Linked DNA regions of Homo sapiens: all the other regions are linked to region 6. Evidence: chromatin loops called from intact Hi-C (ENCODE). Cell type or tissue: PC-9. All regions are shown on one strand. Links, peaks and the distances in the headings refer to the core of each region. The heading gives the core; the rest is flanking DNA. Region 1 has its middle 160 kb from the start of NDUFV2. Region 2 has its middle 180 kb from the start of GACAT2. Region 3 overlaps MTCL1 (microtubule crosslinking factor 1). Region 4 has its middle 150 kb from the start of GACAT2. Region 5 has its middle 120 kb from the start of NDUFV2. Region 6 overlaps MTCL1 (microtubule crosslinking factor 1). Region 7 has its middle 150 kb from the start of NDUFV2.

Evidence for each region. Hi-C counts contacts between places; a loop is a spot of excess contacts. Peaks named below come from ENCODE experiments on the same cell type or tissue, not always from the same donor. Only the 100,000 strongest peaks of a DNase experiment are listed, where the experiment ranks them.
Region 1: a loop joins it to region 6, with 6 times the contacts of the local background. A loop is called at or near these places in 5 of 110 quality-filtered maps.
Region 2: a loop joins it to region 6, with 10 times the contacts of the local background. A loop is called at or near these places in 4 of 110 quality-filtered maps.
Region 3: a loop joins it to region 6, with 4 times the contacts of the local background. A loop is called at or near these places in 8 of 110 quality-filtered maps.
Region 4: a loop joins it to region 6, with 8 times the contacts of the local background. A loop is called at or near these places in 4 of 110 quality-filtered maps.
Region 5: it touches region 6 in a loop (13-fold over the local background); 14 of 110 quality-filtered maps call a loop at or near these places.
Region 7: a loop joins it to region 6, with 5 times the contacts of the local background. A loop is called at or near these places in 7 of 110 quality-filtered maps.

The regions. Positions count from the first base shown.
Region 1 is chr18:8,935,697-8,940,151 of GRCh38, forward strand. No RefSeq gene overlaps it. Among named protein-coding and RNA genes, the nearest start is that of NDUFV2, 160 kb to the right of the region's middle. In PC-9, for the core only: no CTCF peak of the experiment used is centred there; DNase peaks (open chromatin) are centred at 1,095 and 2,255; H3K27ac peaks cover 2,109 bases.
Region 2 is chr18:8,888,572-8,893,026 of GRCh38, forward strand. No RefSeq gene overlaps it. Among named protein-coding and RNA genes, the nearest start is that of GACAT2, 180 kb to the left of the region's middle. In PC-9, for the core only: no CTCF peak of the experiment used is centred there; a DNase peak (open chromatin) is centred at 2,560; H3K27ac peaks cover 1,187 bases.
Region 3 is chr18:8,728,288-8,732,742 of GRCh38, forward strand. The region is part of intron 3 of MTCL1 (microtubule crosslinking factor 1); the gene reads left to right. Among named protein-coding and RNA genes, the nearest start is that of GACAT2, 23 kb to the left of the region's middle. RefSeq lists an enhancer at 2,124-2,418. In PC-9, for the core only: no CTCF peak of the experiment used is centred there; a DNase peak (open chromatin) is centred at 2,264; H3K4me3 peaks cover 413 bases; H3K27ac peaks cover 1,282 bases.
Region 4 is chr18:8,856,973-8,861,427 of GRCh38, forward strand. No RefSeq gene overlaps it. Among named protein-coding and RNA genes, the nearest start is that of GACAT2, 150 kb to the left of the region's middle. In PC-9, for the core only: no CTCF peak of the experiment used is centred there; DNase peaks (open chromatin) are centred at 2,379 and 4,049; H3K27ac peaks cover 2,301 bases.
Region 5 is chr18:8,977,051-8,981,505 of GRCh38, forward strand. No RefSeq gene overlaps it. Among named protein-coding and RNA genes, the nearest start is that of NDUFV2, 120 kb to the right of the region's middle. RefSeq lists an enhancer at 58-589. In PC-9, for the core only: no CTCF peak of the experiment used is centred there; no DNase peak of the experiment used is centred there.
Region 6 is chr18:8,798,076-8,802,530 of GRCh38, forward strand. MTCL1 (microtubule crosslinking factor 1) reads left to right here. Exons shown (of 15, transcript NM_001395333.1): 9 at 22-216. Among named protein-coding and RNA genes, the nearest start is that of GACAT2, 93 kb to the left of the region's middle. RefSeq lists an enhancer at 2,103-3,302. In PC-9, for the core only: no CTCF peak of the experiment used is centred there; DNase peaks (open chromatin) are centred at 2,646 and 3,316; H3K4me3 peaks cover 718 bases; H3K27ac peaks cover 3,306 bases.
Region 7 is chr18:8,946,154-8,950,608 of GRCh38, forward strand. No RefSeq gene overlaps it. Among named protein-coding and RNA genes, the nearest start is that of NDUFV2, 150 kb to the right of the region's middle. RefSeq lists an enhancer at 2,464-3,236. In PC-9, for the core only: no CTCF peak of the experiment used is centred there; a DNase peak (open chromatin) is centred at 2,748; H3K27ac peaks cover 1,543 bases.

The DNA.
Region 1 (4,455 bases), core at 287-4,286, 140 kb after region 6:
GGGCTGGCCGGCTGCTCCGAGTGTGGGGCCCACCAAGCCCACGCCCACCCGGAACTCCAGCTGGCCCACAAGCGCGGCGCGCAGCCCCGGTTCCCGCTCGTGCCTCTCCCTCCACACCTCCCTGCAAGCTGAGGGAGTGGGCTCCGGCCTTGGCCAGCCCAGAAAGGGGCTCCCACAGTGCAGTGGGGGGCTGAAGGGCTCCTCAAATGCCACCAAAGTGGGAGCCCAGGCAGGGGAGGTGCCGAGAGCAAGCGAGGGCTCTGAGGACTGCCAGCACGCTGTCACCTCTCAAAAGGAAAACAGATCTCTCTAATGAGAGAGAGGGGCTCCTGAGAGGAAAAAGGCTGGCTGGTGGGGGAGTCCGTTAGATTTTACAGGCAGGCTTGAGGAGGCAGTGTCTGATTTACGTAGAACCCACAGATTGGTTCCATCAGATGTGATATATAAACAGCGCATGGGGAAGGCTGGCCACTCCACCCTGATCTTATTATTGCAAATGGGCTTTCCAGTTGACTGGCACCATCTTGTCTGCTTCTTACTGTACAAGTGGCTGGTAAAGGGCGAAGGGAAGATGGAGCCGCCATTTTGAACATGCCTAATCCCAAGTAGCTTTTCCTGCCAGCATTCACCCGTGCAAGCTTCCAGTTTGGTTGTCTATGTCTGCAGCTCAATTTTACCGGCTGCTCTTTGTTAGAAGAGGATTTAGGGGCTACTTTTCATTAAAAAGGAAAACCTTACTGAGGACTCCAGTAACCTCACTATCTGTCTAAGTAATTTCCTCTTAACTCCTATATCAATGTTACAGCAATTTGGTTACAGATTGCTACTATTAACAGAAAAGTCAAACTCTAAATTATTTTAAAGAGTTTCATTCTGAGCCTATATGAATGACTGAGGCTTAGAGAAACACAATCTCATGAGGTCCTGAGAAAGTGCGCCCAAGGAAGTCCGGTTACAGTTTTGTTTTGTACACTTTAGGGAGGCCGGAATTACAGGCAAACACATAAATCAGTGAAGGTACACATTGGTTTGGCCTGAAAAGGTGGGATATCTTGAAGTGGAGGCTTCCAGGTTATAGGTAGATTCAGAGATTCTTTATTTTGCAATTGGTTGAAGGAGTAAGGCTCTGTCTAAAACTTGGAGTCAGCAGAAAGTAATGTTTTAAGATAAGAATGCTACCTAGCAAGATTCATGGCTTGCAGATATGATTTAACCCTTGCCTTGCATGGCCTTAGTCTTGTTTATGATTTGGTATCTTATTGCCACAGAGTCTGTTCTGTCAGTTGTATGGTCTCTATTTTAACACTAATACTGGTCAGTTATTGTGCCTAAACTCCAGAAGGAGGGGGTATAAGAAAAGGTGTCCAACCTCCCTTCCCACTGTGGCTGGGAATTCAGTTTTTAAGGTTTTTCTGGGGTCCCCTTTGTCAAGAAGGCATCTGTTCAGTTGGTGGGGGACTTAGGATTTTATTTTTAGTTTACACTACATTCCAAGGAAGATTAATGTATTACTCCATGAGGAGGGGCAGTGATCTAAGAGGGTCTTGTGTTTTACAGGGAAGAAAAAGGCAGATGTTGCAGCTGCATGCCACGTGACTCGGGCCACATAGCCACATTCCTCTCAAGGCTCAGAAGAATCTAAAGTTCCAACAGCTCTAAGTTTGAATCATTTCATTTCACAAAGGGCAAGGACTTCAGAGAGTAAGACGGGGGAAGGAGGATACAGTGTTCTCCTGGAGAGAGGTGCGGTCTGCAGGCGCAGCCTGGGAGCATGGGGACGTGGAGGCAGACTGGAGCAGGGTGCGGCTTTGGGACAATCACCTAGTGAAGGAATCCAAACTATGTCACCCCAAAATATATTTCTTTGACATATTTCAATATGGCTATTCAGAAGGGCTAGAAATACAAGAATAGCTGAAAAGCTGTTTTTCGTGGGTGAGGTTTGCATCTGTAGAGAAAATCTGCATTTATGCAGCCAGGCTTTCTCTTTTTCTTCCTTGTTCAGATCCAGGAAGGATTAACTGAGAGTCTGACACCTTTGAAAACCTGAGAGAAACATTTACCATCTATCCTCTCTGGGGTCTGCTACCTGTGAGGTTTCATCTACAAAACAAGACCCTCTTTATTAGCCAGGCCTCCTTTTCTCTCCCTCACGTAAACTTGTTTTACCACCATAACCTGTTTTGCCACAATCCAAGCCACTGTTCTTTCTGTAACCTCAAGATGGTGAGAAAAGAAAAGAACTCATCTGAGGAATGCAAGTCCTTTTAATTATCACACCTGGAGAGACATTAAAATGAGACCTCAGTCACACCCTACTCCCTGCCTGAGCTATGTAATCATCTCTTGAAACTGCTTGCTACTGCCATAAGTAGCTATAAATTAACCTAATAACATCGTACCAGACACTAAAACCCACATCCTATAGCTTAACCATGTATAGCCAATCACTAATCAGTGTTACTTCTGTAAATCAATGAGAATTCCTGACAACAACTTTGCATCTGCCCACTGCCTGTTCCCCTTTTTTTTGCCTATAAAAATCCACCTGTGGCCAGGCATGGTGGCTCATGCCTGTAATCCCAGCACTTTGGGAGGTCAAGGCAGACAGATTACCTGAGGTCAGGAGTTCCAGACCAGCCTGGCCAACATGGTAAAACCTCGTCTCTACTAAAAAATACAAAAATTAGCCGGGAGTGGTAGTGCATGCCTGTAATCCCAGCTATTCAGGAGGCCGAGGCAGGAGAATCGTTTGAACCTGGGAGATGGAGGTTGCAGTGAGCTAAGATCACACCACTGCACCCCAGCCTGGGTAACAGAGTGAGACTTCATCTCAAAAATAAATAAATAAAATATAATAAAATAAAAATCCACTTGTAACTGCTGCTCATCAGAGAGTATATTCGGGTCAACTTGAATCTATGCTTCCAGGTTGGAATCCTCAAGCCTGGCCCCAATAAACTCTCTACTTATATTAATTCTGCCTCAGCTTCTTCCCTTTAGGTCGACAATGGTGTGAAAGCATCAACCATTTGGCCATTGCTTTGAGATTGTTGTAAGACTAAATCTGGCTTTTGTCAGTTGATTTTTCGGTGACCCTTCAGAGGGTGATACAGTTTAGATCTGTGTCCCACCAAATCTCACGTTGAATTATAATCCCCAGTTTTGGACGTGGGGCCTGGTGGGAGGTGATTGGATCCTGGGGTTGGAGTTCTCAGGAATGGGCTAGCACCATCCCCTCGGTGCTATTCTCATGATAGTGAGAGAGTGACTTATCGTGAGATCTGGTTGCTTAAAAGCGTGTGTCATCTCCCCCATCTCTCTTCGTCCTGCTCTGATCATATAAGACAGCTGCTTCCTCTTGGCCTTACCCCAGGACTGTGAGCATCCTGAGGCCTCCCCAGAAGCAGAAGCTGCTATACTTCCTATGCAGCCTGCAGAACTGTGAGCCACTGAACCTCTCATAAACTACCCAGTCTCAGGTATTTCCTTAGAGCTGTGCAAGAACGGACTAATATAGAGGGTGAAGGAATAGTTTTCCCTTGGCCCCCACACTAGCCTCCTCAAGAAACAAGGGTGTGGAACTTCTTTGGGGGAACTGTGCTGTGAGAGTATAAAGATGTTGACGAAAAGAGCCAAGCTCTAATATATTTTGAAGAGATTTATTCTGAGCCAAATATGAGTTGCCAATGGCCCATGACACAGCCCTCAGGAGATCCTGAGAATATATGCCCAACACGGCCTGGCTACAGCTTACTTTCATACATTTTAGGGAGACATACGACATCAATCAACACATGTGAGATACACATTTGTTTGGTCTGAAAGGTGGGACAACTTGAAGCAGAGGCTTCCAGGTTGTAGGTAGATTCGGAGATTTTCTGATTGGCAATTGGTTGAAAAAGTTCAGTTATTGTTTAAAGACCTAGAATCAATAGAAAGGAATGTCTGGGCTGGGCGCAGTGGCTCATGCCTGTAATCCCAGCACTTTGGGAGAATGAGGCGGGCGGATAACTTGAAGTCAGGAGTTCAAGACCAGCCAGGCCAACATGGTGAAACCCCGCCTCTGGAAAAAATAGCTGGGCGTGGTGGCGTGCACCTATAAGCCCAGCTACCTGGGAGGCTGAGGCAGGAGAATTGCTTGAACCTGAGAGGCGGAGGTTGCAGTGAGACAAGATCACACCACTGCACTCCAGCCTGGGTGTCAGAGCAAGACTCCGTCTCAAGAAAAAAAAAAAAAAAAACAAGGAATGTTTGGATTAAGGTAAGAGGTTGGGAAGATCAAGGTTCCCATTATGCAGAGGAAGTCTCCAAGTAGCAGGCTTCAGAGGGAATAGCTTGTAAATGTTTCTTATCAGAGTTGATTCTCTCCTGGATTAGGAAAAAGGCCTGGAAAAGAAAGGGGATTCTCTTCAGAATGTACCTTTTCCCCACGAGAGTCAACTTTGCACGACT
Region 2 (4,455 bases), core at 252-4,251, 90 kb after region 6:
ATCTTTGTGGCGTTCTCTGTATTTCCTAAATTTGAATGTTGGCCTGCCTTGCTAGGTTGGGGAAGTTCTCCTGGATAATATCCTGAAGAGTGTTTTCCAACTTGGTTCCATTCTCCCTGTCACTTTCAAGTACACCAATCAGACGTAGATTTGGTCTTTTCACATAGTCTCATAATTCTTGGAGGCTTTGTTCATTTCCTTTTACTCTTTTTTCTCTAAACGTCTCTTCTTGCTTCATTTCATTCATTTGATCTTCAATCACTGATACCCTTTCTTCCACTTGATCAAACCGGCTACTGAAGCTTTTGCATGTGTCACGTAGTTCTCGTGCCATGGTTTTCAGCTCCATCAGGTCATTTAAGGACTTCTCTGCGTTGGTTATTCTAGTTAGCCATTCATCTAATCTTTTTTCAATGTTTTTAGCTTCTTTGCAATGGGTTTGAACATCCTCTTTTAGCTTGGAGAAGTTTATTATTACTGATCGTCTGAAGCCTTCTTCTCTCTACCCGTCAAAGTCTTCCTCCATCCAGCTTTGTTCCATTGCTGGCGAGGAGCTGCGTTCCTTTGGAGGAGAAGAGGTGCTCTGATTTTTAGAATTTTCAGCTTTTCTGCTCTGGTTTCTACCCATCTTTGTGATTTTATCTACCTTTGGTCTTTGATGGTGGTGACGTACAGATGGGATTTTGGTGTGGATGTCCTTTCTGTTTGTTAGTTTTCCTTCTAACAGTCAGGACCCTCAGCTGCAGGTCCGTTGGAGTTTACTGGAGGTCCACTCCAGACCCTGTTTGCCTGGGTATCACCAGCGGAGGCAGCAGAACAGTAAATTTTGCAGAACAGCAGATGTTGCCTGATCATTCCTCTGGAAGCTTCATCTCAGAGGTGCACCCGGCTGTATGAGGTGTCAGTCAGCCCCTGCTGGGAGGTGTCTCCCAGTTAGGCTACTCAGGGGTCAGGGACCCACTTGAGGAGGCAGTCTGTCCGTTCTCAGATCTCAAACTCCAAGCAGGGAGAACCACTACTCTCTTCAAAGCTGTCAGATCAGGACATTTTTTTGCTGATGCGTAACTTCTAAAACTCCCCAAGTTAGGCAGTGCAGCTGAGCCAGGATCTGACATTCATGCTCTGTTCTCAGGCAAGCTTACAAAGCTACATTTTTACCAGTGAGAGCCACAAATATGTGGTCTATTCCACAAATGTTCTTTGCCCAGTCTGAAGGAAAAGACTAGTATGAAGATGATAGTTCCTCCCAGGGTTGATGATCAAAGAACCAGATTCTGTCTACACTGGATCTGGTTGCACTGGCTGACTTGAACTCATCTTGTTCAAGAACAGAGTGAGGCCCAGTTAATGCTGCTGGGAGAAACTGAGTAGTTTGTCTCCAGGTCAAGATGTACAGGAGGTGGTCATTGAGGAAAACAAGTGCCCAACTCATCCAAAAGCTGACCATTGAGAAGACCAAACACCTAAACTGCTTCTGTGGAATTTGAGGATTTGGCCAGGCTATTTCCAATGCAGTGAAAAATTTCCATTTGATTCTGAATAACTGCTTGTAAAACACAAATAAATGCAGCACAGTTTTATAAGTTTTCTTCAATTCTGGCAATAAAGTAAGTGAATTCATTGGAACAATCCCTATGCTAACCTGCTAACCAGCTGACAAACCAGATCAATAGGATACTGTCTACTCCTCTGACAGCTACATTTGTGTCTTACCACCTCTAATTGGTATTTGATTTTAAATCTATTTCCAAAAAAAGTTTTTTAGAAGTTTAAGAAATTTACTATTAATATTAATTTGAAATAATAAATTATAAAATTATAATAATGTGGTATAAACATTTAAAAATGCAATTGAACACATTATAAAGTTGAGAAATAGATCCATATACATACGGAAATTTAGTATAGGCTAAGGTTAGCATTTCAATCAGTAGAAGAAAAATAGTTTATTCAACAAATGGTTAGGGGACAATTATCAAGAAAACAATTTGCAGCCCGGGCAACATAGGGAGACCCCATCTCTACAAAAAAAATTTTTTTTAATTAGCCAGGCATGGTGGCACATGCCTATAGTTCCAGCTACTCAGGAGGCAGAGATGGGAGGATTGCTCGAGCCCAGGAGCTCAATGCTACAGTCAACTATGATAACACCACTGTATTCCAGCCTGTGCAACAGAGCAAGACCCTGTCTCAAAAAAAAAAAGAAAGAAAGAAAGAAAGAAAAAAAGAAAACGATTTGAATCTATAATCACACTTTTATGTTGGAAAAAAATTGAATCATTCAGGTACTAGAGGAAATCATGGGGTAATTTGTTTTTATAATAATCTTAGAAAAGGAAGTGCTTTCTATGTATGAAACAAAATCCAGAATCTGTATCCTGAGTAATAAAGAATTTATTGGGCTTTGTCCCTGGTTCCTGGTTCCTGTGAGTTAATCTCTAACTTCTTGGAATTTCCTGGGTGATAGGAATGTCTTTGTTATTCATGGTATGCCCTCATAGTTTATTCTAATAAGGTGACTCATAGGAGGCTCTTCGACAGTTTCTAAGAGATGACTCGAGACAGAGGCTGGCCACTGAGAGAGAGACCAATTATGTCATTAGAGGGTTGGAATTTGAGCCAAGTGATATCAGCCTGATCTCCAGGGAGGGAAGAGGGGTGACTGGAGACTGAGTTCAGAGGGTGACTAGTGTTTCAATCAATCATGCACACATAATGAAACCCAAAAAAACTCTGAACTTGAAGCTCAAGTGTGTATCCTAGTTGACAGTACTCTGCATATTGTACACACCGATGTGCTCGGAGGATGATGCATCCCATCTCTGCAGGGAGAGGACACCAGAAACTTCCCATCTAGGACCCTCCCAGACCTCTACCTATCTGTCTCTTCTTTTGATTGGTTCTTATTCGTAATCTTTTTGTGATAATAAAACTGTAATTTTTTAAATCATATAGCTCTTCCCTGAATTCTGTTAGTCATTCTAGTGAATTATCAAACTTGAGAGGATCGTGGGAACCCCGAACTTGTAACCAGTTGGTCAGGAGTGAAGGTGGCCTGGGGACCCCTGAACTTGCAGCTGATGCCTGAAGTGAGCCTCATTTCAGACATCAGCTGCAAGCAAGTTCAGGGGTCCCGAGGTCCCCAGGAAGTTTATCCTCACTCTGGGTGCTTATTGTCAGAGGCCATTGCACTGTTTTAAAAAGGACTGATAAAGTTGATAATATTAAACTCAAAATTTTCTACACAGCCTCCTCAGAAGTAATGTAAAAAGACCAGTACAAACTGGGGGAAATGTTTGCAACTCATATCACTGAAAATGACTAATTTTTCTAACAAATAAAGAACATCAGTACTTTGGGAGGCCAAGGCAGGAGGATCACTTGAGCCGAGGAGTTCAAAACTAACGTGGGCAACATTGTGAGACCTCATCCCTACAAAGAATTGTTTTAAAATTGGCCAGGCATAATGGCGTGCACCTGTAGTTCTAGCTACTCAGGAGGCTGAGATGGGAGGATTGCTTGAGCCAGGGAGGTCAAGGCTGCAGTGAGCTATGATCACCTCACTGCACTCCAGGCTGGGTGACAGAGCAAGACCCTGTTTCAAAATAAAAATAAAAGAAAAAAAAAAAAGAACATCTACAATACAAAAAGATGAAAAGCCCAGTGGAAAAAGAAGCTTAATCAAAAAATGAGATATAAATGTCTTTTAAACTTACAAAAAGATGTTCAACATCACCACAATGAGAAAACTGCAAAATGATACTTCCTGACATGCAAAATTTTTACCAGATTAGTAAAAATCAAAAAGTTCAATAACAAACTGTGTGTGGAAGATGTAGGAAGTAGGCACTCTCATTCTTTCTGGTGTAAGTATAAGTCTGTATGTCCTCCAGGAAGGGCAATTTGGCAATAACTATCAAAATATTACTGCAAGCCAGATGCAGTGGTTCATGCCTGCAATCCCAGCACTTTGGGAGGCGGAGGTGGGCGGATCACCAGAGTCAGGAGTTCGAGACCAACCTGTCTAACATAATGAAACCTCGTCTCTACTAAAAATACAAAAATATATATATATATATATGACCAAGCGTGGTTGCGGGCGCCTGTAATCCCAGCTGCTTGGGAGGCTGAGGCAGGAGAATCGCTTGAACCTGGTAGGCAGAGGTTGCTGTGAGCTGAGATTGCACCACTGCACTCCAGCCAGGGCAACAGAATGAGATTCTGTCTCAAAAAATAAAAAATTAAAAAAAATTTTTTTAAACCCAAAATATTACTGCAGATGTCCTTATACGCAGTGGTGTTAGTTTTAGAAACTGATTCTACGGGTATGCTTGCTCGTGTGTAAAATTATTCATATACAAATTATTTATGACAGTATTGTTTCTAGTAGTAAAATATCGGAAATATTCTAAATGTTCATCAGTAGGAGAATGGTCAAATAGTTATGCTACAACC
Region 3 (4,455 bases), core at 304-4,303, 70 kb before region 6:
TACATCCTTCAGCAGTTTTTTTCAGTTAGCAGTATTGCTTTCATTTCATATTGTCTTGAAATCTATTTAGTTGGGTGTGGAATTCCAACACTTTGAAGATAATATTTTATTATCTTTTGGCTCATTTTGCTGTAGAGAGGTCTGCTGTCAGCATAATTTTTATTTTTGAAGCTAATCTGTCTTCCTGATGACTCTTATACTTTTCTTTTTGTGTTTGGTATTCTATAGTTTCAGTCCACTTTATCTAGATTTATTCTTATTTTGCTCAGCATTCACCGTCAGTCTGATTAAGTCTGTCATGAAATCTGGAGAATTCTCACTCCGAATAGTGTTCGATAGTGAAATTTTCTCTGAATTGTATTTCCTTTCATCACCTGTATTCTTTCTAAAACTTCTGCTAGTCCCATGTGGGGCCTTCTTATGTTGTCCATTCTTTTTTTTTTTTTTTTTTTTTTTTTTTTGAGACGGAGTCTCGCTCTGTCGCCCAGGCTGGAGTGCAGTGGCGTGATTGATCTCGGCTCGCTGCAACCTCCGCCTCCCGAGTTCAAGCGATTCTCCTGCCGCAGCCTCCCGAGTAGCTGGGATTACAGGTGCACGCCACCATGCCCAGCTTTTTCTTTTTGTTTTAGAAGAAACAAGGGTTTCACCATGTTGGCCAGGCTGGTCTCAAACTCCTGACCTCAGGTGATCCACCCACCTCAGCCTCCCAAAGTGCTGGGATTATAGATGTGAGCCACCACGCCCAGCTGGATTGCTTGCTTATTGTACTGTTTTTTGAGACAAGGTCTTGCTGTCTCCCAGGCTGGAGTCCAGTGGTGTGATCACAGCTCAAGGCAGCCTGGACCTCCTTGGGCTCAAGCAGTCCTCTCGCCTAAGCACTTTCCACCCCCACCCCCGGCCCCGAGTAGCTAGGCTAGTGCCACATGCCCAGCTAATTTCCGTATTTTTTGGAGAGACAGGGTTTTGCCATTTTGCTCAGTCTGGTCTCAAACTCCTGGCCTCAAGGGATCCTCCTGCCTTAGCCTCCCAAAGTGCTGGGATTACAGGCTTAAGGCCTGCCTGTTATATATTTTTTTTCATTGTTGAGTTTTGAGAGTTCTTTGTACATTAAGTTAATTAATTAAAATTTTTTTAGAGACAGGGTCTCCCTCTGTCACCCAGATTGGAGTACAGTGGTATACTCGTGATGTACTGCCACCTTGAACTCTGGGGCTCAAGGGATCCTCTGCCTCAGCCTTCTGAGTAACTAGGACTAGAGTTATACGCCACCGCACCCAGCTGACTGTAGAAAATCTTTTGTAGAGATGAGGTCTCACAGTGTTGCTCAGGCTGTCTCAAACTCCTGGACTCAAGTGATCCTCTCACTTTGGCTTCCCAAGAAGACAAATATATATATATATATATATATATATATATATATATATATATATATATATATATATATATGGTTTGCAAATATTTTCTCTTACTCCGTAGCTTGTCTTCTCATCCTCTTACAAGGTTTTCTCAGGGCAAAAGTTTTTAGTTTATGAAGCCCAATTTAAGAATGATTCCTTTTGTGGTATCAATTTTAAAAGCTCTGTGCCTAACCCTACATCCTGAATATTTTCTCCTATGTATTTTTTGGAAAGTTTTATTGTTTTACATTGCACATGTATGTCTGTGATCCATTTTGAATTAATTTTTGTATATGCTATGAAACTTAGGTCAAGCTTCATTTTTTTGGCCTGTGAACACCCAGTTACTCTGGCACCGTCTGTTGAAAAGGCCACCTTTCCTCCATCGAATTACTTTTGCATTGTTGTCAAAAATCAGTTGGGCACATGTGTTTGGGTCTGTTTCTGGGTTCTCTGCTCTGTTCCATTGATCTCTGCCAGAGCCACCCAGCCTTGATCACTTAGCTATATATGTCCTGAAAGTGCTTTCTTGGTGCGGAGTCCGTGCCAGCCAGCAGATCCGAATCCCATTTGATCCCTCAATGGCATTTTGGCCCACTCACCTCTTTGCCTTTTGGTATGTCTGTGTCTCTCTACACAGCCCCGTCCTTATGAAACGCTGGATAAATATTTGTTCCATGGGTGAAGGTTTTATCATCTTTATTTTTCCCTTGAGAAAGAGCCAAAACATTATTTAAAAATCTCTTGCTGAGGAATTTCTGATTCTTTATATCATTACCTAAGGATAGTTAATAAAGGCCAGTAATTCCACTGTAGGTCAAGTTTTTTGACAATGACTGTGAGTCATGAAATTGGCCTGTTTGGTTAGTGATAAGCGAAGCCGCTTCTGTTCATCAACTTCCTGAACGTCAGCCAGGCTCCTCGCTGGGCTTGGACAACGCCGGCTTGTCCCCTGTGCGCTGTACAGCTGCCTTCTTTTTATTTCCTGTGCAGTCTCGCCCACAGCACTGCAGGCTCCGGGGGACCTTTTAGGGCAGATTATGGCACCCTTGGGATGGCTACCTTGGACGCAGCGATGCTGTGTGAACATTACTTTGCAGACTTCCTGAGAGATTGAAGATCCATCTATTTCTCTCCTTCTCTAAGACAGCCTTTCTTGGAAGATGGGAATCTCTGATAATGTGCAGGGCGTTTCAGCATTTTACCTACACGTTAGAATGGAACCTCTGACTTGTAGTGAAACAGACACTGTGCTTGCTGCTTTTCTTAAAAATAATTGGCTGGGTGCGGTGGCTCACGTCTGTTTTCCCAGCACTTTGGGGAGGCCGAGGTGGGCGGATCACGAGGTCAGGAGATCAAGACCATCCTGGCTAACACGGTGAAACCCCATCTCTACTAAAAATACAAAAAATTAGCCGGCCGTGGTGGCGGGCGCCTGTAGTCATAGCTACTCGGGAGGCTGAGGCAGGAGAATGGCGTGAACCCGGGAGTCAGAGCTTGCAGTGAGCCAAGATTGTGCCACTGCACTCCAGCCTGGGCGACAGAGCAAGACTCCATCTCAAAAAAAGATAAAAAAGTAAAAAATAATAATAATGATAATTAAAATAGGCTGGGCACGATGGTTCATGCCTCTAATCCCAGTACTTTAGGAGGCCGAGGCGGGCAGATCACCTGAGGTCAGGAGTTCAAGACCAGCCTAGCCAACATGGTGAAACCCCGTCTGTACTAAAAATACAAAAATTAGCCAGGCATGGTGGCAGGCGTCTGTAATCCCAGCTACTCAGGAGGCCGAGGCAAGAGAATCGCTTGAACCTGGGAGGCAGAGGTTGCAGTGAGCCAAGATCGCGTCATCGCACTCCAGCCTGGGGGGCAAGAGCGAGACTTCGTCTCAAGAAAAAAAATAATAATTAAAATATAGACAGCACATATTTCTGAATAATTTAGACTTTCACTAGGCAGTAAACTGCATCAAATTTGTAGCATTGTCTGTGCTATGGGAAAAATAGAAACTACTGCTCTTCTCAAAAAAAAAATTTTTTTTTGAGACAGAGTCCCACCCTGTCACCCAGGCTGGAGTGCAGTGGTGTGATCTCAGCTCACTGCAACCTCTGCCTCCCAGGTTCAAGTGATTCTCCTGCCTCAGTCTCCTGAGTAGCTGGGATTACAGGTGTGCACCACCACACCTGGCTAATTTTTGTATTTTCAGTAGAGACGGGGTTTCATTATGTTGTCCAGGCTGGTCTTGAACTCCTAACCTCAAGTGATCCACCTGTCTCAGCCTCCCAAAGTGCTGGGATTACAGGCGTGAGCCACTGTGTCCCGCCTCAAAATTTGTATTTGATTCTCTTGGGGTCTGTTGAATTTATATGCTACAAGTCATGTTATTGATGTAATATAATTTAGGTAACTTTATTCTTTTAATCTTCATTTTTTTTGAGACAGGGTCTCGCTCTGTTGCCCAGGGATCATGGCTCACTGCAGCCTTGACCTCTTGGGCTCAAGGGATCTTCCTGCCTCACCCTCCCGAGTAGCTGAGACTACAGGCGTGTGCCACCACACCCGGCTAATTTTTTTGATTTTTTAAATTTATTTATTTATTTATTTTTTAGTAGAGACTGGGTCTCATCATGTTGCCCAGGCTAGTCTCAAACTCCTGAGCTCAAACAATCCTCCCACCTCAGTTTCCCAAAGTTTTGGGATTACAGGGGTGAGCTGCCGTGTTTGGCTAATTTAGGTAACTTTTATCTTCAAGTGCAGAATCAAGAGTCAGAGAAATAGAAATGCTTAGAAAATACTCCATAGGATTCTCTACGGCCTGAGTGCTGTTTCTTGGTGTTGCTCAGACTCAAGTGAGCCATCGTACGTTGAAATGGTATGATTATGAGCCAAATAAGCAAGTTGTGTTGTTTTTTTCTCCCTGGTAATAAAAAATCATTCGCATTGAAAAGACGCCGAGTCACCCATACATAGTTACACAGCCCAACTGAATGTCTCCCTGTTGGGCAGGTAATCAGGCAGCACTTGAATTCTGACCTGAGAATAAGCCCCAGAGAGAGGA
Region 4 (4,455 bases), core at 248-4,247, 59 kb after region 6:
AGTCAGCCCATGAAGGCCAAGGTGGGGAAGGGACACTGAGAAAGCCCAGGACGGTGTGGGCCGCACACGAAGCACAGGGAAGCGGCCCAGAAGGACTCTGCCCTACCCCCGCGGCTGTGAGCGCCCACTTCCGGGTCACTTCCGGGTCCTGGGCGGCCCTCTCCTCTGCGTCCGGCAGGCGGTGGCCTCCGGGGCCTCCATGCGGACTCCTCAGCGGTGACACAACCAGGCTCTGCACGGGTCCCTCCTCCCAGCGCTGCAGCTCGGAGACTCTCCAGACAGTCAGCTGGGGCCGTCGCGGGCCGCCTCACTTGCCTCCCCTGTCAGGGGGATGACTTTCTCATGCTGCCTGTTGCCCAGTGTGGAAGCCATTGGTTCACAGATTTTCCTTAAGGTTTTTAGTATTTTAAGTCTCAGCGGTCAGTCTGGTACTTGTTACATCATCTTGGTCAGAAGCAAATGTTCATTTGATTTTCCACAAAGGTGCTAAAGCAATACAATAAAGAAAATAATGCCTTTTCAATAAATGATATAGAAACAACTAGATTCTCACATGCTAAAAAATAAACCTCAGCACCTACCTCCCATCAAACAGAAAATGTTACATGATGTGTGCGTAAACCTGAACATAGCAGTTAACATAAACATAATAAAGCTTTTAAGGGAAAGCATGTCTCTAAAACTTAAGAGTAGGAAAACATTTCTTAGATAGGAAACAGCAAATAACAATAATAAAAGAAAAAAAATGATAGATTTTATCAAAATTGAAAATTTTTGCTCATCAAATGACAGTTAAGAAAAACAGGCAAGCTGCTGACTTGGATAAAACATTCACACAACTAGAAACTATTATCTAGGATGATAAAGAACTACTATAATTCAATAATAAAAAGACAACTATAAAGTAGTCAATTAATATGATCAGATACTTTACAAGGAAGGTATACATATGGCCAATAAGGACGTAAAAAGTTGTTCAATGCCATTAGTCATCAGGGAGCGGCAAATAATTAAAACCAAAAGACATACCATTACATAGCCACGAGAATGTCTAAAATTAAAAACACTGACAACAACAAATGTTGGTGAGGAAGTGGAGTGACTGGAACTCATATGTTGTTGGTGGAGGTATAGTGGTATCTGGCAGTTTCTTGTAAGACTAAGCATACACCTACCCTACGGCCCAGAAGTTCTATGCTAGGCATTTATCCAAGTGAAATGAAATATATATTTATTAAAAGAGCTCAGATTTATAATATCCAAAACTAAGAAACTCCCAGGTATCTATCAATAGGAAAACAGATATACAAACTGCAGTATATTCGTATAATGTGATGCTGCTCAGTAATAACAAGGAACAAATTACTAATACACAAAACAGCATCAATGAATCTCAAAACCATGCTAAGTGAAAGAAACCAGACAAAAAAGAGTATGTACTACTGTATATATATTATAATTACATTTATTTGAAATCTAGAATAAGCAAAATGAATGTACACAAAAAAGAGAGCTATCCATCAAAAAAAACGGTGATAGAAAATAAATCAGATTGATGGTGCCACTGGGGAGGAAGGAATGGTGGGAATTAGCTGGCATAAGGGACTTTCTGGGATTACGGTACCATTCTATGCCTTGATAGGGGTTTGTGTTGTACAGATTTAGGCAATTATCGAAACTCAACAAATCATAACATTAAATATTCGAGCATTGCTTTGATTGTAAAATTTACCTCAAAAGAAAAAAGTTAAATGGATTGATGGATGAATAGAGGGATGGAAAAATAGATACATATGTGATAAAACAAAGACAGTAAAAAATAGTAAAGTCTAGGTGGTTGGTATACGGATGTTCACTTTAAAATTCCTTCAACTTTTCTTTGTGCCTGAAAATTTCATAATATAAAGTGATGAGAAAAATGTTGTTAAATGAGTAGGGCAAGATGCTAGTCTCAGGCCAAAGTACTAGGACAGGGACTCAAGTACAAGATTATAGGACAAGACCAGTTAAACAAACACAGGGGAATAATAGTAATAATGGCCATCATTTATTTATTGGATACTCACTGTACTGGGCCCTGAACAGGGCACTTCTCAAAACTCAGCTTGCTTAAGCCTTCCAACATACCCATTTTACAGATAAGACACTAAAGCTTAGAGAACTTATATAATTCATCCTAAGCCCCACCCCACAGCCACAAAGTGGGTGAGCCAAGTTGGAGCCCTGGTCTATCAGATCCCAGGCATCATGCTGTTCCTCCTTTGCTATACTTCAGAGGGAAGGCTGGAGCTACTTGAACCAACAGCATTTAAGATTAGAGCAGGGCTGATTTGATGAGTCACTGGGATATTAGAGTCCAATCCTGTGTTGCTTAACATTGGGGATACATTCCAAGAACTGCATCCTTAGGCAGTTTCATCATCGTGTGAACTCATGGAGTTCATTTACACAAACCTAGATGGTGTAGCCTACTACACACTTAGATCATATGCTATAGTCTACTGCTGCTAGGACACAAACCTGTACAGCAAGTTACTGTACTGATTATTGTAGACAATTGAAACACAATGGTAAATATTTTATGTATCTAAACATTTCTAAATATAGAAAAGATACAGTAAGATTTGATATAAAGGTTAAAAAAAAAAGATACTCTTGTATAAAGCACTTGCCATGAATGAAGTTTGCAGGACTGGAGGTTGCTCTGGGTGAGTGAGTGGTGAGTGAATGTGAAGGCCTAGGACATTACTGTGTACTACTGTAGACTTTACAAACTCTGTACACTTCGGCTATGCTAAATTTATTTTTAAAATACAGTAAGTGTGATATGACTTTACAACAGCTACAATGTCACTAGGCTATAGAAATTTTTCAGCTCCATTATAATCTTATGGGACTGTATTTTAAATTCCTTCTGACTGGGCAAAGAATGAACTCCAGAGTTTAGGAGAGGGCTGTCAGAACTGAGGTTCTGCAGTATGCACTCTATGGGGCAGGGACCATATCCCTCTCGTGTTCCTGCTATAACCCCACAGTCACAGTACCTGGCAAATATAGGCATTTCCACAAATGTTTACCAGTGAATGAATAAATACATACAGAACTAGGAAACCAGACAGATCATTATAAATTCTCAAGCAGGAATGTGACTACGTGAGTGGGAAAATCATCTTTCTAGATCAATCTTATTTCTCTCAAACTGTACTTCTGAGATTCTCCAAAAGAATGCAACTTCTTTTGAATGGCTTATTCCTGGAGAGGTTTTTTGTTGTTGTTTTTGTTTGGGTTTTTTGTTCGTTTGTTTGTTGCTGACACTGGAGGTGTTCTTTGCACATTTTAATGTATGCCAAGAAGTCTGTAAGAGTTCTGAACAGTCTCAGAATCTTGACTTTTGGAAGATCTTTAGAGGTTGTTCAGGCTAGCAACAAATATAGGATAGTAAAAGAGTCTTGTAATCACTTTTCTCCCTCTTTGCTGGAGAAAGAGCAAAGATTCTAACCTGACAGCAATAGCACAAATGAGAACCACAAAAGCCTCTTCTTGAAAGATTCCTAATCTGTGGGAGAGAGTTGCTTTATGAGAGGCCAGGGGCCAGAGCAGGCATGCTCCAGGTTCTGAGTTTTCCAGAGAAGACAGGTCTGCCTGTGCCATCTCTAGATTTGGTTTTCTTAAGTGCTCTGAAGACAGTTCTATATGGTAGGCTGGGTAATGGAAAAGAATGCCTCCCCTAAAGATGCACTCAAAATAATTTTCTATTCTGGTTTCTTTAAAAAAGATGCTCCCAAACTACTCTTTCAACGAGATTAAAGCCTATTTGCTTCTTTGTACAAGAGGAATGGGATTCCTTATAGTAGGGCCTTTTGGGCTACTTAGATTCTTTTACAGAACTGGAATTCATCAGCAGGTTCTGGTGTTAATGTGGCTGAACTGCTTCAGAACACTCAGAGATTCTCACAAAATCCCGTTGATGCAGTGTTTTTGTTCACATTGTGCAAATGAGGAACTAAGACTCAAATAGATCAAATAACTCATGAAGTCATTCCGCTGGTATGAAGAAGAACAAGAGAAGGCAGAACTGATCTTCATGCCCAGGTGAGGTCTCTTGACTGTCAGCTTGGTCTTTTCACAACAGAACTTGAATGCCTGTTTTTCCCAGGTGCTAGCAATTAAAGCACTCCTGCTAATACTTGTCAGAATAGACTGGGAGTCTGAACTCAGCATTTTCGGTTGTTGCTATTTAGATTCATGACTTCTTTTGAAGCTGTCAGGCATTCCCTGAGACCTGATGCCAGATTTGTAGTTAAAGGAGAACCATGACCTATCTCCAGAACATTCCCTGTGAGTCTGAATGGAAGTTATAGATCCCTATGTCTTCACTAAGTTCTTAGTATATTCGGAATGGCCCATGCTTACATCCTTTCTGCCAGTCCTCCGTCACTCTCTGGAAGGTGATGT
Region 5 (4,455 bases), core at 148-4,147, 180 kb after region 6:
TATACATCTCATTTGATCCTCAGGAGATCCTGAGAACATGTGCCCAAGGTGGCCGGGTGTGGCCAACTGCTTGGTTTTACACATTTTAGGGAGGTATAAGATATCAATCAATATATGTAAGATGTACATTGGTTCAACCCAAAAAGGTGGGACAACTCAAAGGTGGGGGCATCCAGGTCTTAGGTAGATTCCTTATTTTCTTATTGGCAATTGGTTGAGTTTATCTAAAGACCTGTAATCAACAGAAGGGAGGGTCTGGGTTAAGAGAAGTGTTGTGGAAACCAAGGTTCTTGTTATGTAGATGAAGCCTCCAGGTAGCAGGCTTCAGAGGGAGTAGGTTGTAAATGTTTATTGTCAGCCTTAAAAAGGTGCTGGACTCTTAGTGAATTCTCTCCTGGGTCAGGAAAAAGACTTAGAAAGGGAAAGAGATCCTCTACTGAATGTAGATTTTCCCCAGAGACAGCTTTGCAAGGCCATTTCAAAATATGTCAAAGAAATGTATTTTGGGGTAAAATACTTTGATTTCTATCAGGGCCTACTATCTGTCATGTTGGTATCTTATTGCTACAAAGAGTCTGTTTTGGCAGTCTCAATGTCTCTGTTAATGTTAATGCTGTTGGTCAGCTATGCCTGAATTCCAAAGGGAAGAAGGTGTAATGAGGAGTGTCTGACCCCCCTTCTCATCATGGCCTGTTTCAGGTTTACTTTAGAAAGCCTTTGGCCAAGAGGAGGGGTCCATTCATTTGGTTGGGGGGCACTTAGAATTTTACTTTTGGCTTGCAAATAATACTGTGTGTTGGACACATGATTATCCCCATTTTACAGGTGACAAAACTGAGGCACAGAGAAAGGAAATAACTTCCTTGAATTCTCACGGCTGCCACAGCTGGTTAGTGGCAGAGCAGAGATTTGAACTCATATCTGTAATGTGTACTACCAAGTCCCTCCAGCCCCTCTAGAACCTACTGTAAAAAAGGAGAAACCAAGAAGATAGCCATTTTTGCTATAGAAGAACAACACAGATCTAACATGAGGACCCAGGCTTACTTAGCATTCTTGGGGGACAAAACAATCTATGTCCTGCCCTAGAGTGAAAGTATTCAGCCTTTAGAGTCAGAGGGGCTGCTTTGAATACGGGCCTTTCTAATTAGTTGAGTGGTGTTGGAGGGAGAAAAAAGTACTAAACTCTTTATAAAAATGTATAAAGATATGCAAAATCTTTATAAATTAAACAGAGACTCTGCTAACATCTACTCACAAGTTTGGTCTGAGGAATAAAGGAGATAATTTATTTGAAAGTGAAAATCACTCTTCCCGTGTAAGGCTTTTTTGCCTCACTCAACCCGTCCCTGTCCTTTCACCATCAGAATGATCTGCTCTCCACCTGATCTACTATCTATTTATTCCTTACATCTCACATGATGCCCTTAAGCCTCTCTGATTGCCTTGGATCATATTTTTGTTCCTTAGCTTGATTGTTTTTATACCGTTCACATGGACCATTACTTCAGCTTCAGGAAACACCTGCTTTGCAAAGCATTTACTAAGCACCTGACGGTGCATGCCACTGCACAAGGAGCATGGCCGAGGGGCCATGAGGAGCTGCAGCAGTGTAGTGGGAAGGGCCTGGAGCCTGGCCTCTGCAGAACTGAGTTCTGGCCCCCGTTCTGCCTCTTCCTCGCATTGTTACCTTAGGAAATACACTTAACTCTCCTGCATCTCAGGCTATCATTTGTAAAATAGCTCAATAATTGTACCTGACCTGCCCAACCCCATGGGCGGTGGGAGAGTTGTATGGGAGACTATATGTGGAATTTTTTTGAAGCTAACTATATGAGTAGAGAACTCTATGACTAGAGGGAATAATTATGTAAGACAGCATTGAAGCAGACATAGACTCCCACATACAGAGAAAAATAATTCTAGAACAACCCTATAGAAGGCGCAGACAGAAAAATAGCACAGGACGTGCAGGCAGATAAATGTGTTCAAACCACAGAGTCAGGTTCATTTTGGAAGGCAGTTGGCAGGGAGGTCTGGAGAAGAGGTGAGAGATTGTTTACAAACGTGACTGGGACTGGGAGCAGAAGCATACATAAAGCCAGTGGCAGTGTGGAAAAATCCAGTGCTAAAAAGGAGAAATGCCCATAAGTGGGTCTTGAAAATTACAATGTGATTCCCTAGGTGGCACCAACGCATTCCACAGTGACACTCAAGAAGCTCAACTCTTCTTGTCTATGGGTTTTGCCACGTTGCCCAGGATGATCTTGAACTCCTGGGCTCAAGCGATCACCCTGCCTGGGACTCCCAAAGCACTGGGATTACAGGTATGAGCCACCTTGCTGGCCAAGCTTAACTCTTGTAATGAGTATGGTTATCTGTGGCCATAAGCAATGGAAAACACCTCCATGTAAGGTGGGTGGAAGGAAATCCAAAGCTGCTTGGTGACTTCATTCAGAGGAAGGCCACATGGGTTGCTTCAACTGCATAGAATCTCCAAACACTATTTTCTGACAGGATACAGAAGAAGTAAATTGAATATCTTTCTTTCTTTAAAAAAAGAAAGAAAGAGAGAGAGAGAAAGAAAAGAAAAATTGAGGGCTTTGAGGGCTTTTGGTGACAGCTTTGAAAATAAATAAAATGTAAAAGCTTTTAAAAAACTTTAAGCTTTGAGAGAGATACGACTGTGACCTGAGTCACATAGTATGTGCTTGCAATTTCTGTTTCTTAGATTATAGAGGAACTCTCTTCTTCATTGTTCTTGTTCTGTAAATGACTAAGAGAGAACAGAGACCAGACCTCCCCTGCTTCTAATCACTGTTCTTCATTATAGATTAACTGCCACCTTTATTATCTTGTACCCAACTCAGACCAAGTGGTGCAAAAGACCCCTGACTATTACATCTGCACTGTGGAATGTTAAATATACCTTTCCCAAAAAGAAAAAAAAATTACCTTGCCAAATCGGATTATTGTAACTATGCAATAAGCCTTACATAGAAAGATAGTGAAATTCTATTAAGCTTCCCTAAACTTTGACCATATAAATGATCCCAAACTTCTATACTTTGGAACACTCACTCCCATTCTTTGGAATCTGTGCTTCATGAGTGGCTGTCCTCAAACTCTGTGCTCAAAACTAGATTCTGACCCTTTTGATTATTTTAGGTTATTTTTACTTATTTTATCTAAGTTGGTGCTAAAGTGCAAAATCTTACCTTGGCTACTTTTGTTTATTCATTTAACAAATGTTTGTTCAGTGCCTACTGTGTGTGTAATCTATGCCTTTGAGATACCCCAGTGAGCCGACAAAAATCCCTGCCCCTGTAGAGCAGGTGGATTCTCGCTGGGGAACATGGAAGAGGCAGAGAGACTGACTGCATGCAATAAACTAATCAACAAGGAAGTTAAAGAAGAAAGGAGACGTGATCAATGCTACTCAGAAAAGAAGAGGATCACCTGAAGGGAATTAGAAGTTCAGGGTGGGACAGTTGGAATTTTCAATTCTGGAGTCATCTCGAGCACGATACTTAACCTCACTAGGCCTCCTTTCCTTTTCCATAATAGGAAATGAATACCCGCCTCAGGGCCACAGCCATAATGGGACAAAGTGCTCAGTACAGCACCTGATTCAGATGAACACCCACAGAGTCACCACCGTCACTGTTACTCACCCGAGTTTTGTCCATTGGACCACTGTACACAGAGAAAAAGAAAGTTGGTAATTGTGTGGTTTACGGAGTTTAAACAACCTCTTCCACCAGAGCCACTGAGCCTAAATCTACTTTAACAAGGAGCAAAGGATATTTTGATCCACAGCAAGAGAAAAGGTTTTCAAAGCAAATACCCTTGAGATAGAAAACAAAGATTCCACTCCAGTTCATTTACTTGCAACAACAGCGGTTGGAGGAGGGTAAAACCAGGCTGAGAAGAAGAAAGAGCACAGGAGGCCCCAGGGCAAGAGGAGGAGGTGAATCCCAGCAGGGGATGGAAAGATGGGAAGAAAAGGCCAAACCATTCGCTGGCTTTCTGACTTTATTTCCAAATGCCCTGCCGGAGATGTGCTCATTAATGGTTTGTTTGAACAGGCCACGTCTACCCAATGGACCCAGACTAAAAGGAACAGGACAGAACTGAGGGAACCTCAGTTAAGGTCAAGTGCCTGCTTAGTCTCATGGACTGTACAGAGAGTAGGAGAAACAGCTTGCCTTGGAGACAGCCTAGGAGCAGAAATAATAAGGAACTAATCATCCATGCTTCGTCGGCAGTAGTAGAAAGCAAACAATTCATCAGTGGCCCCAACTATCTCTTGCCCAGACCAGTTTATGCCTTACAGAACCCCCTCATACCCCCATCAATTCAGGCTAGCATTACTTTGTTTTTGTTTTTTGAGACAGAGTCTCACTCTGTCACCCAGACTGGAGTGCAGTTGGTGCGATTCGGCTCACTGTAACC
Region 6 (4,455 bases), core at 347-4,346:
GTCACCTCCTGCCTGTTTCAGGGTGAACATCCAGAGACCCTCTCCAGGCTCGGGGAGCTTGGAGTCCAGGGGGGTCACCAGGCGGATGGCCCAGACCACGACAGTGACCGAGGCTGTGGCTTTCCAGTGGGGGAGCACTCCCCACACTCCCGGGTGCAGATTGGAGATCACAGCTTGCGGCTGCAGACCGCGGACAGGGGACAGCCCCACAAACAGGTGGGTACCTCGACCCGAGCCTGTCGCCCTGCCCACACCAGGGAGAGGAGGCTCCTAAGCTGCATTTGGGTCGTTTTGTTTCCAGTGTTGGCATTCAGGTAGCAGAAAATTCCACCGCCTGACTGCGGTCACCTGTTGTCATTTGTGATGCTGGGTTTTTCCTAGAAATCACCTCATCAAACCTTTTCCATCTTAATGTCAGCCCACTCTTTCATTTGAGTTGCCATATAAATAAGGACTGTAGTAAGGGCAGATCAATGCTGCGTGTCGCTGCTGGGGCCAGTGAATTGACCTCAGAGGGTCTGCCATTGGCAACATCATTCGTTTGGCAGCATAACGTACAAGGAGCAAAGGACACGTTTTAAAAAAAATCCCCCAACATGGACAAAATATTTCAAGTTCTCTTTGGCCCACTTGAAACATAATGCTCCCAAATAAAAGTATTTGATGACACTTTGAAAAAAATTAATGTATAAAGAGAGGTGAGACTTCAGTGTTATTAAGTAGCTGTTATTGTTGCCAGAGACCACAGAAATAGACTCTACTTAATAAAGCAAAAGATGCTACTAATAACATCCAAACTGCTTGCATTTTTATACCAAAATGGCAGTGACGGAGGATTTGGAGTAAGGAGCTCCAGAGCAGGACCCTGTGTTAACGCTGTCTCGCTCTCAGGCTTCTGAGTCCCCTCTAACCCAACTTTATTATGTATTAATAATAATAAAGCTGCTCAGGGGGCTCCTGGAGTACAGCTGGATGCCCCTGCCCTAGGAAGCCTGCGTTCAGGGCTGAGGGCGCAGGGGCAGGTGGCCACGGGGATGCGGCAGTCATATGGGCGCGGCTCTAGCCTCTCAGCCACAGACACTCTGGGGCACTCCCTCTGCACTGGACGCCACAACTGCTGCTCCTCCCTGGCCCAGGCTCCCGAAGCCCAGAGCCTCTGGGAGCTCTAATGGGAGCACGCTGTCGCCAGAGCCCTGGCTCAGATCCAGATGAGGACAGGCGGCAACCTTCTGAGTGCAGGCTGAGGGGAATTTGGGTTCCCCCTGCTCCCTCTCTGTACAATCAGATTTTCACACCTAAACAGCTGTTTCCTATGTACACCTGTCCCCACTTCATTCTCCCTGAATAACATGACTCAAGGAGGAGATGATACTTGCAAAGGAACTTTTATTCACAGCCATCAGAAAGTATGCCATTATGCCAGTGTCCATGGGGAGAATTTAGGTCATGGAATGAGTTTTCCAGCAATAATCTAGTTAGAAATGAAAATGCTACTTTGCAAATAATGCTTTACAATCTACTAATTTTACTTTTTGAAAAGAAATGTTGTCATTCAATCCCATAAAGCATCTGTGCTTACCTCCCATAATATTGCCACTGATGGCCACTGTTCCCACCTCGCCACAAACCTGCTGCGTCTAAGAAAACGTGTTTCCCACGCATTCACGCAGATGCTCTGGACAAGGAGAAAACCTCGCACATCTGGTTTTCTAAACAACAGTCATAGAAAATGTTACTGTCAGGGTGGAAAATAACGTGAAGTCACTCAGCTGGAACCTTACATTCAGCATATTTTATTGTCATTTCCCTTTGCCTCCTGCTTCTTCCAACACTAGTTTTTAGCGATTACCCACGAAAGTGGAGATGGACCCGTGAGCTTCCACTGCGGGCCATGTGTGATAGAAGCACGTGGCGGGGTGGGGTCCAGACACTCAGACCCAGGTCTGCCAAGTGGGCCAGTGTTCACAGTAGTGAGTAAGGAGCTCACTAACGCATGCACAACCCTCTGTCTGTCCAAGGACGGAAGATGGACGAGCTCTACTGTAACGACAGCTGGTTCTCTGGGAGGGAACATTCCCGGTTAGAGGATTTGCCTCTCTGTGACTGGCATGAGTATTAGCCAGGCAGCTGGGATGCAAGAGCCAGGGTACGTGTCTCACAGAGCTGCACAGAGCCGGGCCGTTCCCGAAACGCCGAGCACCTCGCAAGGCGATTAGTAGCATGGGAAACCTAGCCAAGCCGTTTTCCCAAGGACAAGTTCTCAGTCACAGTATTCCTCAGGCCTTGGTCTTTGCTTTGTGACATATGGAACGTTCTCACAATTGAACTCAAGTAGATGGCAACATTTATCACGTCCACAGAGGTTTAAAAAAAACTGCATATACCGATCAACCTTGGGATGGCTCATAACAAATCATCAGGTTGGCAAACATTTGGCTCCGCAGACATTCCCTGTTTCCCTGTCTTCAGCCACGTGAGCTCGCAGTCATGACCTGGGCGCTTTAGAGCCACAGTGAATGCTTTCAGTTTCCCCAGCCATCCTGAAGAGCAGAGGCTGCGCACACGCAAGAGGGAATCTTACAGTTTTCCTTGAGCTCCAAGACTCACGCCACTGCGTTAAGCATTTGAGGCCAGCATTCCTAAGGCTGTTTATGCATTTCATGCTGATTAGTAATTCCTGGAATCCAGCTACTTCACACAAGGTGATTAATGGTGTGGGAATGATGGCCCTGGGGTGCCAACAGCTTGTTTTCCCTACTTGGATTAACTGATTTGAAAAGAAGTTACTTTTTCATTCAGGGATGTGACCTAATTATCATTTAGTAAAACAACTAAGTAAAAAAAAAAAAAAGTGTGAAGAACTTAATATAAAATTCATAGCAAGAGCTGAAGGAATTGTGTTTCATATTTAAGTCTTCACCTGCTACAGGCCACTGAAGAGCCTCATCCAGTCCAGCCTCAGGACTGAGTAGACTCCACTTCCCTGGACCTCTGCTCCTTGTCGGGGCTTCTGTGCTGCGTTAGGGCCTTCGGGGGCTGCCTGAGAAGTCAGCCTTTCTCCTGCAGACAGAGAGCCCTTGGCTCCCTGGGCTTCCGGGGCTGTGGCTCTCCCAGGCCCCAGCAGTCTTCCTTTCTGGCCATGCAGGCTGCCCACCTTTGCTTGCCCAAGATGAAAAACTTCCAGAAAGAGCACCCTTGCCAGAGGAGGCCTCACATCAGAACTGTGATCTGCCTGACTTTTTTTTTTTTTTTAATTAGAAAGTTATCTTGAGCCTAGATGGTATTTACATTTCAATTTTGTACGTCATACCGTGATTCATTCTTCAGTTTATCCTGCAACTGGGAGGCCTCCCCTATAAGGCGTGCTACTCTTTCTGTAAGAGGAACCAGACCAGAGCTTAGGATCTGAAGCGTTTTATCTTTGCCGTGTACTTGTGGTGGCAGTTGTTCTGTCACTCTTTAAGTAGCCCCTGCGTGAGGTAAAAATTCACATGTGCAGATGGGTGCTTGATGAAAGGACTCTCCTTGCCCCATCCTACCTCCCAGAGTTAACCATGGCCTGCAGTTTGCCACAGGCCTTCCAAAGTGCGTAACTAAGCCTGGGACCTCACAAATAAGTCTCTTCCCTAATGGCCACCTGATTTTCATCAGACTTGCCCTGGTTTCCTAAGCCTTTGGGCTGATAACTGTGTTTACAGCTTGTTAAATATGTGCCTCATTTATTCTTTCCCGGATCCACATTCATTCTTGGGAAGCTCTCAGTGGCATTTGTGGAGACCACAGCCCAGAGCCCTCCTGGACAGGATCACCGGGCAGACTCTTGGCCAGAGGGCAGAGGACTTCTGTGTGTAAATGACTCTAATTCCCATGATATTAATAGATTATATTTTCAGGGTCTGTCTTGAGTGGCCCATTCTCTGTAGGGGATAATGGTTTTTAGAAAAGAACTTTTCTGGATGTAACAATGAAGGTTACATTGAGGAGAACGACAAATGGCTCATTTATAAAAATGCTGCTGGCTGTGTGAATGTATCAATTCTAGCTAATCTCACAGTAAAGAATTTGTCCAGGGACTCCTGCTGGTGGAGGAGTTGCCTGTGTTGAATGCTAAGTGAGGTCTCAAAAAGGAGCTGTGCGTGCCTTGTGGGGGTCTGGGCAGCTACCACATCATTCTGGAATTCTCCTGCCTCTGTCAAGGAGCCTGAATAAACGTGGATGCTATCACCTCTATTTTGTGACTGGCGTTTTGTGGGTTAACCCATAGCAGCAGGTCAATATGTCTGTTCCAGCTTTAGATTAATCCTATCTCCAAAGTTAGTGGCTGTGATGCAAGCAAAGTAGTCGGTGGTGGTTTAGCTCTTTTGTGGAGCTGTGATTTCACCTGCTGAAATCTTAGAAATCTTAGGCAAGAACAATTTTGAAAATTAGCCAGCATTGCATCACAGATACCTTGAT
Region 7 (4,455 bases), core at 344-4,343, 150 kb after region 6:
GTTATTACTCACTAGAGAAAGGCACATTAAAACCACAGTGAGATACCACTTCACTACCACAGTGAGATGCCACTAGGATGACTGTAATTTTTTTTAAAGGAAAATAATAAATGTTGGCAAGAATGTAGAGAAATGGAACCCTCATACATTGCTGGGAAGAATGTAAAATGATGCAACCACTGTTAAAAACAGTTTAAGCAGTTTGGCAGTTCCTCAAAAAGTTGAACATGAAGTTACCATAGCACCCAGCAATTCAATTCCTACATATATACTCAAAAAAATTGAAAATGTATGTTCACACGAATATCTGCACATGAATGTTCATAGCCACATTATTCACAATAGCCAAAAATATAAACAACCCAAATAACCATCAACCGATGAATGAATCAACAAACTGTGGTACATCCATACAATGGAATATTATTCAGTTATAAAAAAGAAGGGAGTGCTGATTCATGCTGCAACAGGGATGAACCTTAAAAACATTATGCTAAGTGAAAGAGGCCAGAGAGTGAAGGTCACATAGCGAATGATTCCATTCAAGTGAAATGTCCAAAATAGGCAAACTCGAAGAGATGGAAAATAGATGAGTGGTTGCCAGGGAACAGGCAGAGGGGAAAAGTGACTGCTTACGGTTTCCATGGTTTCCTCTTGCAGTGATAGAAATGATTTGGAATTAGACAATGGTGACGGTTGCACGACATTGTGAATATACTAAAATCCATGGGATTGTACACTTTAAAATGATGCATTTTATGTTATGTGAGTTTTTGTCTCAATAAAAAAATTGCAAAAAAAAGAAAAAAAAAGGAATTAAGAAAGCAAAAACAGGCAGGGCACGATGACTCACACCTGTAATCCCAGCACTTTGGGAGGCTAAGGCGGGAGGATCACTTGAGGCCAGGAGCTCGAGACCAGCCTGGCCAACATGACAAAACCCCATCTGTACTAAAAATACAGAAATTAGCTGACTGTGGTGCTGGGCACCTGTAATCCCAGCTACTTGGGAGGCTAAGGCACAAGAATCCCTTGAACCCAGGAGGCAGAGGTTTCACTGAGCCAAGATTGCACCACTGCACTCCAGCCTGGGCGACAGAGTGAAACTCTGTCTCAAAAAAAAAGAAAGCAAAAACACAAAAAAGCAAAGAAATTTCTCCAACTGCAATCAGAAAAAAAGGCAGAAGGAGGCTGGGCGTGGTGGCTCACACCTGTAATCCCAGCACTTTGGGAGGCCGAGGCGGGCAGATCATGAGGTCAGGAGATCAAGACCATCCTGGCCAACATGGTGAAACCCTGTCTCTATTAAAAATACAAAAAATTAGCCAGGCGTGGTGGCAGGCACCTGTAGTCCCAGCTACTTGGGAGGCTGAAGCAGGAGAATGGCGTGAACCCAGGAGGCAGAGCTTGCTGTGAGCTGAGATTGCGCCACTGCACTCCAGCCTGGGAAGACTCCGTTTCAAAAAAAAAAGGCAGAAGGTGAAGCCAGAGAGATTCATAGCATGAGAAAGACTCAATACACCATCGGTGGTTTGAAGAAGGAAAGGGCAACGTGACAAGGAATGCAGATGGCCTTAAGGAGCTGTGAAAGGCCCTGGCTGACAGCCAGTAAAGAAACAGGGACCTCAGTCCTTCAGCCACAAAGAACCAAATGCTACCAACAACCTGAGTGAGCTTGGCAGAGATTCACCCGCAGAGCCTCGAATGGAATGCTCCCCTGCTGACAGCTTGATTTCAGCTTTGTGAGACTCTAGGCAGAGGACCCAGCTGAGCCCCACTGCACCCACCCTTTGAACCTACAAAACTGTGAGATAACGATGGATATCGTTTTAAACTACTAAATTAGTGGCAATTTGTTAGGGCAGCAATAGAAAACCAATACATTGGTTTCTTAAACACTTAGTTTCTACCAGTGTATTAGTTTTCCATTGCTGCCCTAACAAATTGCCACAAATTGAGTGGCCTACAGAAAGGTGGTTTGGCTGGACGTAGCATCCCTGCATCATTTTATCTAGTGCTGACTGCAGCATGAATATGGATAGGAATGTCGAGCGTAGGAGAAAAGACAAGAAGACAAGGAAGGAGGTGAGGACGGGGCCATGAGGACTGCTTCAATACATGGCCAGACGGAAAGCCACCAATAGGAGGAGGAGCCATGAGGCTCAAGAAGAGGAAGGTAGTGCTGTGTTACGGTCATTGCTTTGATCAATGCTGTCTCAGACAACAGAATACACTCTAGCTAATTTAAATAAAAGACATGTATTTAAAGTCACTAGCAATTCATAGAATTGTTGGGAAAAGCAAGGACACAGAGGCTAGGCTGAGCTTCCAGGAATAAGTGTCAGAGGAGCTGCTGCCTCTGCCATCATCAGGGAGTCATCGATCTGGAAGCTACATCCCTGCTCTTGGCTGGAGAACCTTCCTGCCCTGCTGCGATGCACAGCAGCAAAAAGTGATGCCTCCAGCCCTGCCTCCCTGCCCAGCATCTCAGTTTCAAATGACAGTCCCAGAGAGGGCGCCTGATGGGTGGAATTGAAACCTCAACTGGAAACAGTGGAGAGGGAATATGGAAAATGTCATTTTTAGCTTTCTCTCCACTGCCAGGAAGGTATGCAAAGCAGGAATAGAATGAATGCTGAATGAGTCAGCCCACAGTATCTTCCTCAGAAGGCAAGGAAGGCCAGTGTTTGAAAGAGGGAGTGGTTAGGCTGGCAGTGTCAGATGAGGCTGAAAGAGACAACGAACCTTTCCGGAATTTAGTAATGACAGGACACCTAAACAAAGCTGAACCAATGCATCACAGAAGTGGAGTCCTTGAAGAATGAATATAAAGTGAGAAAACGAAGACAGTGCCTATTATCAAGTGTTTCCAGAAACTTGGCTGTGTAGAGGTGGAAAGAGACAGGGCGGAGCTGCAGGGGTGAGGGGTGTGGAGGGACAACTCAGAGTCAATTTCCCTTCCTCTCCTTTGACTCTGATTGGTTTGGTTTCCAGATGTCTAAAAACCGATGAGAAAGTCCTTTGCGGGGGGAGGGGGTAGATATAAAGATAAAATAGATCATTCAAAGGGGAAAAGGGCTAATCCATACAGTGAGATTTCCGAGAAGGCAGCAGGGGTGGGGCAGGGAGGCCCAGAGCGCAGGTGGAGAGTGAGCCTGGTGTGGAGTTAGCCACTTCTCCCCAGAGGAAGGCAAGGATGTGGAGGGTGAAAGCGGGCTCGCAGACACGGTAGGAGAAAGACAGGCACAGCCATCTGGTAGCTTCTATTTTCTCTGTGAAGTGGGATGCTCAGTCATCGGCTGAGAGGGAGGAGGAGGAGCGGGCAGCTGAGAGCCAGGAGAGGGACAGCGCGATGGGTCCTCTGGAGAGTGAGAGGGCGAGGGGGGCCACAGACACAGCGAGGGGGGAATATCACACCCCCTGAGCATGGCAGGACCTGCGCGCTGGGGTGTGGCTCTCCTGGAGCAGAGAGAAAGTATGCACACACACACACACACACACACACACAGACACAGACACACAGAAACACAGACACACAAACACACATACACACAGAAACACAGACACAGACCCCCACACACGGACACACAGACACACATATATGATACTTCTTGTCTCATCTGGGATGGGGTTTTTGCCAGATGGGTACAACACTAAGAAAAAATGAGCTTGGGAGTTGGTTCTGTGAACACCTAGCTGGTTTGAGAAGAAAACAGAAAGGTGAGGGCTGAGGGAGTGGGAGAAACAGAGGCCGCGGCACCACTCCCAACCAGGTGGCACCAAGAGCCAGCGTGGCAGAGGAGGGGGGAGGTGCGGGAAGCAAACTGCGGGAGAAGAGGTCGCACTGAGAGAGTGCCGCTGCTGACTTAGGGATGTGCAGTCTTTTGAATGATTGCTATTTTCCAGATCCTGTAATAGACTAAATGATACCCCAGAGAAATTCGAATAATAGTGATGACACGTCCACAGGGGGCAGATTTACCAAGAAACCTAAGCTGTAAGGCCTGTCACCTGTAAGCCCTGGGAGGGGCCCTAGCAGTTTTTATGTTTGTTATTTTGCATATATGCACAAGCTTCAGGGACAAAACTTAGGTCCACCCACGGGCCCCTCCCCAGGCCTTGGAAAAGGACATGCACATAAGGAACACCACAGTCAAAGTTTCCTCAGCATCACGCCATCTCCATCCCGTCATGACATCTAACTGCACTGAAAGAAATGAGCATCTAGCTGAGGTTAAGTTTCTGCACATGTGCGTATGTGTATTGCATAGACTTTAAGGTGGCCCCATGACCCCTGTGACTTGCTCCTAACCAACAGAATATGACCAACGTGATGCAGTGTGACTCTCAGGATTATGTAGTTATATAAGACTTGGTCTGTTTGAAAGATTTGAAGAAGCCAGCTACCCTGAGGTCTACATCTTTCCACAGCCTTGGTGAGTTTGGATGGAGACC